Regions from separate parts of the Homo sapiens genome. Here region 1 is linked to region 2. A link is a contact called in ENCODE Hi-C or POLR2A ChIA-PET data. All regions are on one chromosome and are shown on one strand. The core of a region is the stretch at or near the end of the contact, and the rest is flanking DNA. Distances in the headings are between cores, read along the strand shown.

Region 1 (3,123 bases), core at 180-2,679, 77 kb after region 2:
GGAAGAAATCTGGAGAAGGTTTTGAGGGAAAAAATGAATAAAACTTAATCTTTGACTTTAGGGAAGATGAAACCATTTGTTGCATAAATCCGCAAAATCTACATTGATGCCTTTACTATAACATAAGCAACACAAGCAAGTTTTCATGCTGGGTGGTGTTGCAGCCCAAGTCACTGTGGTGGACTGCTGTCAGTCAAGGCGAGCAGTCCTTCTATCTGGAGGCTCCATATGATGCTTTTTCTAATAGCAGTCCTGGAGGCATCCTTGGATAATCATATCTGCTCAGTGCAAAGTTGGGCAGGCATCATGGAACTTTCTAGCACACATCTCATTCCCTAGTGAAATCCAGAGTACCACTTTGCTCTGGGTTCCATATCAACATTCAAATATTAAAGTCTGAGCCATCTTGCCAGAAAATAAGTATGCCTCTGTGAAGAGAAAAACAGGAACTACGTGAGAAAAATATATAAAATAGTTTATAAATAGAGAGGCTCCTTCTTTGTCTTAATCCCTCCTGGAGATGTCTTCCTGTTCCAATCCCTCTCCCCATGACCCTCCCCGCCTTCCTCCATACACATGCAAATGAAACAAATGGCCTGTTATTTTTCTTTTGTAATAAATAAGGAGTGAAAAAGCATTCCTTGGGAAAAATAAAAGAGAACCAGAAAATGATGAACTAACATCCGACCCAATAATGGTGTCTAAAATTTTGATCCAAAACCCTTGTCCCTGCTAGTGGGGAAAACAGACATCCCAGTCATTCAAGTGATGCTCTGGGTTCTACACCAATGCTCTAAATGAGAACAGAAAATCTTCCGGGGTGCCTTTCACATAGTATCTGAGAGCCATTTTTAACAGGCTTACAATAAAGGCCAGGCATGATGGGTTGTGCCTGAAATCCCAGCACTTTGAGAGGCCAGAGGTGGGAGGATCACTTGAGCCCAGGAGCTAGAAGCTGCTGGGAAATATTATTGCACCACTGCCCTTCAGTCTGGGTGACAGAGTGAGACCCTATTTCTAGAAAAAACAAAACAGACACAACACAAATTAATAATTCAGTAATATTTTCAGTTTCATTGATCATTATTATTCCACTAATTTGAAGCTTTCTATTTGTGTTTTATAAAAAAAATACTACCTGGGAAAACCATGCCAAATATTCTCTGTTGGCAGACTAGAGAAAGGATTAAGCAAAAAAAGGATGAGTTACAATTTGTCAGAATCCAGGTCTCTCATGTGTACAGAGATGGAAAATGTGAGTAACTAAACAACTCAGGCAAACCCTTAACTGTCTCTTTCTGTCTTTTTATTGAGACTTCTGACAAAAATAAGCCTGAAAGAAAGAGTATACATGCTTGTGAAACTGAATCAAAGGGTGGAGCTAAGAACAGGGAGGTGCTAAAATTTTTTTTTTTTTTTTAATTTCTTCAGTTGAAAGTTTCTCAACTCTTCAGCCACAATCTCTTACTACAGGAGCAAATTGCCAATTCTGCTCCAGTGGGAGAAAACAAGGTATTGTAAATATTTCTTTGGTTAATGATTTTATTTATGTTTTTCTTCTTGGTTGAAGTGCCCAGCTAGGTAACAAATAATGAAGACCCCTTCCCCCAAAAAAGTCCAGAAATAATAGATAAGGCCCAATCCCTTAAGAATTTGTCTGTATAAGTCAGAGAGTAACCTGAGCTGGTTTGAAGTTTGTACTAGAAAAAGGGATATGGGAGAAAGAACATTCATTCCCAAAAAAAGTTAGAGAAATTGTTTTTCTAGGAATTGTGGAGTGGAATTTGCTCCTTGTTTTACTGGGAATTGTGAAATCATCAGTGGAGTTTCCTCCAGTCACATTTATGTATCTGTCAACATAGGCAGAGATAAATAAAATATTCTCTCAGGACGGTTGAGCCAAAACCCTTCAACTCTTTAGGAAATGTGAGCTTGGCACCCTGAATTTGGATCCTATTCATTAATATATGGAATTCATGGTTTGACTCTTTAACTGTTACCCCCACAAACCCAAAACCCCACTCTCCTCTCCTGGCCACCATTTCATGGGCCATTAGCTTTCTTCTCTTCTGTGGAATAATAAATGTTCCTAATCCCCCACATCATACTAGGTGCTCTTCATAAACCACCCCAAACTATTACCTGTTTCTAAAAAAGGCCTTAGGTGAATAGAGAGGTGCTGGGGATTGGGGAAGCTGTCATTCTCTGATATGCACAACTCCATGAGGAGGTAATATTATCAGTATCATCAGAAAGGCAAGAGGCCCTTGGGAGTGTCTCATGGAAAACGGGACAAGAATCCTCCCCACTCTCCAGATCTTCTTTCTCCTCCTGATGGTTCTCCATCATGTAATCTCTCTCTTTAGCCACTAAAATCTTAAACACAATGAGATACAATGGCAAGAGCAACTGTATTCACAGTCAAGATAACACAGTTGCAGTTTTGACTCTGCTGTGCATCCTTTGCTCAATCAACCTCTCTCAGCTTCAGTTTCTTAGCAGACAAAATGGGGGAGCTGGGTTAGGGAGATTCTAAGGGTCTTTCCAACACTGATGTGCTAGGGGCATGCGATGATGAAATGTCTATGATGAGACATTTTGATGAATGACACTATCCTTTTCTTGCTTTCTTAATTCTCTTTGGCTTCTCCTCTGAGCCTGTCTACAGGTTAAGCTCATAGATGATCAGTTTATAGCTCTTGAAAACTGCAAAAGAGCAATTAATTTTGAAAATAACCTGGTAGACTTCTGACCTACACATTTGCAGTCTTCTCTGAAAATATAATTGTCCAACATTTGTATGGAATAATTATTTCCTGTAAAATTTCACCTCACAATTCTACACCCTTCAGAAAGTATTTTTCATTGTTGGGTTAAATATCACTAATGGATGGCTTAGTACTTCATTAGATTTCTTTAAAAAAAGAAAATAAAGAATTGTTTCTCTTGTATGTTCTGGGTAACATCTGATATACAAATAATGATATTAATAAGGGAATTAATGAAGATGAGTACAACTAAATATTAAGCTTACATGAGAAATTAGCTTTTATAATAGAGAATTATTGTTTTCAGGAACATGTTACAAGTAAATAAACACTGGAATAACCATACACTGAGGTA
Region 2 (2,831 bases), core at 124-2,623:
ATCTGTATATAATAACTAAGCCACTGTGCTATCAAATGCATTTATTCCAGCCCACCAAGGAATGCTTGAAATTACAAGTAAATTTAAAATTTGTTCTTGTCAACTGTAAGAATAGACTTTCTATTTCTGAATAAATACTTTTCATATAAAATAAGTAGTAAATTAAGGAGAAACATAAACCTCTAGCCAAACACATTAGTCATATCTGGAAGTATGTAGTAATGCCCTTACAAAGAATATTACCATCACATTCACATTTTGAGGTTATAAAATGAACAATAAATTATATAGATGTTATGGCTGTGATTTTTGAAAATACAGATTCTAGGGCCACCTTCCTGGGGACTCTGATTTGCATGATGAACTTGAGTATACATATTTTCAAAGAGCCCCTTAGGTCCTTCCAAGGATCAGCCCGGTTGGGGAATCACAGTATGTAGAAAATGGGCTATTTTAGCAGGATTCATAAAGAGATGCTCAAAGGGGTAAGCATACCCCACAGCAAATAGATTTGCTAGAGAAAGCAGCTAACAAAACAGAATATTTTATTTCACAGAAAAATCTCATCCATTTGGCTTATATACACAATGCAGGTGTATATACCTGTTAACTAGCATTTCAAAGATAAAAACATAAAGTATCATTATGGTCATAACAAAATTTCCTTAAAGTAGTCCAATTATGAGAGCTCACCTAGTGCTTTGTCACATTCTTAGCTATTTTGTAACTCCAGAAATTATCAGAATCAGCTCAATGCTGCTGACTAGTTAAGATTAGTCAGATTTTACTCGAGCTGGAGAGACTTCTAAATTATGCTCTTGAAAGGACCTATTTGTCCTTTAAAAATGGTTATCCTGGTAAGATCTTATGGTGTGGGTATTTCCCAGCCCTTTGAAGTGAATTAACTGCATCTGGAAGTCAAAAAAGTACACCTGAATGAAATTAATATATTGGGGAACTTGAATACTTTGGACTTTAGTAGCAGCTTTGTTTAGGTTCCTCCCCTCTTTATGTCATCAAAATAACGTTCAATCGTAGGTATTTCTAAAGACGGATGGATGGTTTTCTTTTGCCACCAACTGTAGGCAATTTTGGAGGATGAAAATAAACATAAATTTTCTATGTCCTAAATAGCAAAAGAAAGAGATTGGCTTTATTATTTCACTGTTTTTACTTTTGTAGTCTCAGAGCAGACCTGTGGAGATGATACATGCTCCATTTAGCTTTAAAAGGAGGCTCCATTAAGGACCCTCCTTTACAAGTGCTTGAGATGCCCAACGTGGAGGATCACCTGAGTGTGGTCATTGTCCTACCCAGCAAAGACATCCACTTGGAACAGATAAACCACTGAGCCTCCGCAGCTGTAGTTACAAGAGAAAGGCTCTGTGCTTGAGAATGACACATGCAGAAAGCTTGAGGTTAAAGTAACCGCATACACTCCTACTTCCTGTGGTGTCCTGTCCATTTACAAAAATAAGCAGAACCCCCAAATAAAGTAAATGCCCACATATTAGAATTTGTTGCTTGTACTTTTTAAAGTTTAGGTGTTCAAAACATAGTCATGTGCTTTTCTCTTTTGGTCCTCACAGGTTTTTGTTGTTGTTCTACATGCATTTTTGACATGTTACGTATTGGCATCTCCTTCGGACCTGTTGCCAACCAACTGAATCTATTTCCATCAACACTCAAGGCTGCAACATGCAGATGCAATGCTCATCTTTGCTCCTTTCTTGCTTCTCTGACACTTTCCTGAGTCTCATGTAGCCCCAGCTGTGCCACATTGTGTGTTCTTGCATTGGGAAGTGGTGATCTAGACCAACCTCACCATTCCTCAGCAGCTTTCTTTAAATCCCTGCCTTCCTTTCATTTATTCCGCTTTTTGTGCTTCTCCTGGGTTCTGCATTGCTCACACCTGTTTCTCTCCTGCTGGGAACATCTCATTCTCCCCTCCACCCTGTCTCCATCTTTGGTGGCAAGATCCTCGCTGATCCTGCGAGGCAGGCTGGGCCGGCACTGCTAGCTCATTTGGCAGAGAAAGAAACCTGCAGACCTGGCAACTCTATGATTTGCTCAAGTTTTCATAGCAAGTTAGTGTCTGTGACATCTTAGAGGCCTGTTTCTGGCTTCTCAGCCCACTCTAGACTTGGTGTTAAAACATCTGCCCAGAGTCACTAAGACCATGGCTGAAAAATCAAAATCTCAGCTCTTATATGTAAATAAACACATTTATATATGAGCAAATAAACAAATGTAGAAATAATATCATCGCTAGATGCTATGAAAATAAAAGATGGACATGGGATAGTGACAGGGTTGGAAAGCATCTATTTTACACAGGACGATCAGGGAAAACCTCTTTTACAAAGTGATATTTGAGTTATTATTGGTAATTAATGATTATTAATGTTAGATTATTACTATTGAAGGCTTCTTTCCCATGGTTATTATAGGAACACTAAATTTGTTGGTGGCAGAATTGGAATCTGAGCACAATTTTGCCACAAACTCATACTACCTACATAATTATATTCTCAACACTCTGGGTGTACTTAAATATCCTTGGGTTGAGTCATGAAAATGGAACACTTTAGAGCAATGTTAAGATCTCTGAAAAGTAGGTAAATCCTCAAGTGTGAGTACAGTTTGATACAATGATCCTAAAGGGGGAAGATTAGGGCAGGGAGATGAGTATAGATCTTTATGACCAACTAATTTTTTCCTGTTAGAATGCCTAACATTGATTCACCACTCTAAATGAAAACAGTCATCCCTGGTTTCTGAAATGAGTATGAGTTGCAGGTGGTTACTCACTGGTATATGGTTAATGTAAA

The links. A loop is a pair of places that touch in the nucleus more often than their neighbours do. ChIA-PET counts read pairs that join two places held with the same protein, here RNA polymerase II (POLR2A). Pooled maps may share reads with other maps.
Region 1: a loop to region 2 is called in a map with no recorded cell type, with 5 times the contacts of the local background. The contact joins the promoter of SERPINB10 here to the enhancer-like site in region 2. A Hi-C loop is called at or near these places in 1 of 168 maps with a recorded cell type or tissue (posterior vena cava), 2 of 37 single-sample maps with no recorded cell type and 2 of 50 pooled maps. POLR2A ChIA-PET finds 5 or more read pairs at or near these places in 1 of 52 experiments (AG04450).

What each region holds. Positions count from the first base shown.
Region 1 is chr18:63,906,529-63,909,651 of GRCh38, forward strand. SERPINB10 (serpin family B member 10) reads left to right here and starts at 1,430. Exons shown (of 8, transcript NM_005024.3): 1 at 1,430-1,512.
Region 2 is chr18:63,829,883-63,832,713 of GRCh38, forward strand. No RefSeq gene overlaps it. Among named protein-coding and RNA genes, the nearest start is that of SERPINB7, 56 kb to the left of the region's middle. Within about 2 kb of position 1,374, at least 3 of the 41 ENCODE cell types and tissues checked have a DNase peak (open chromatin) inside an H3K27ac peak, as active enhancers do.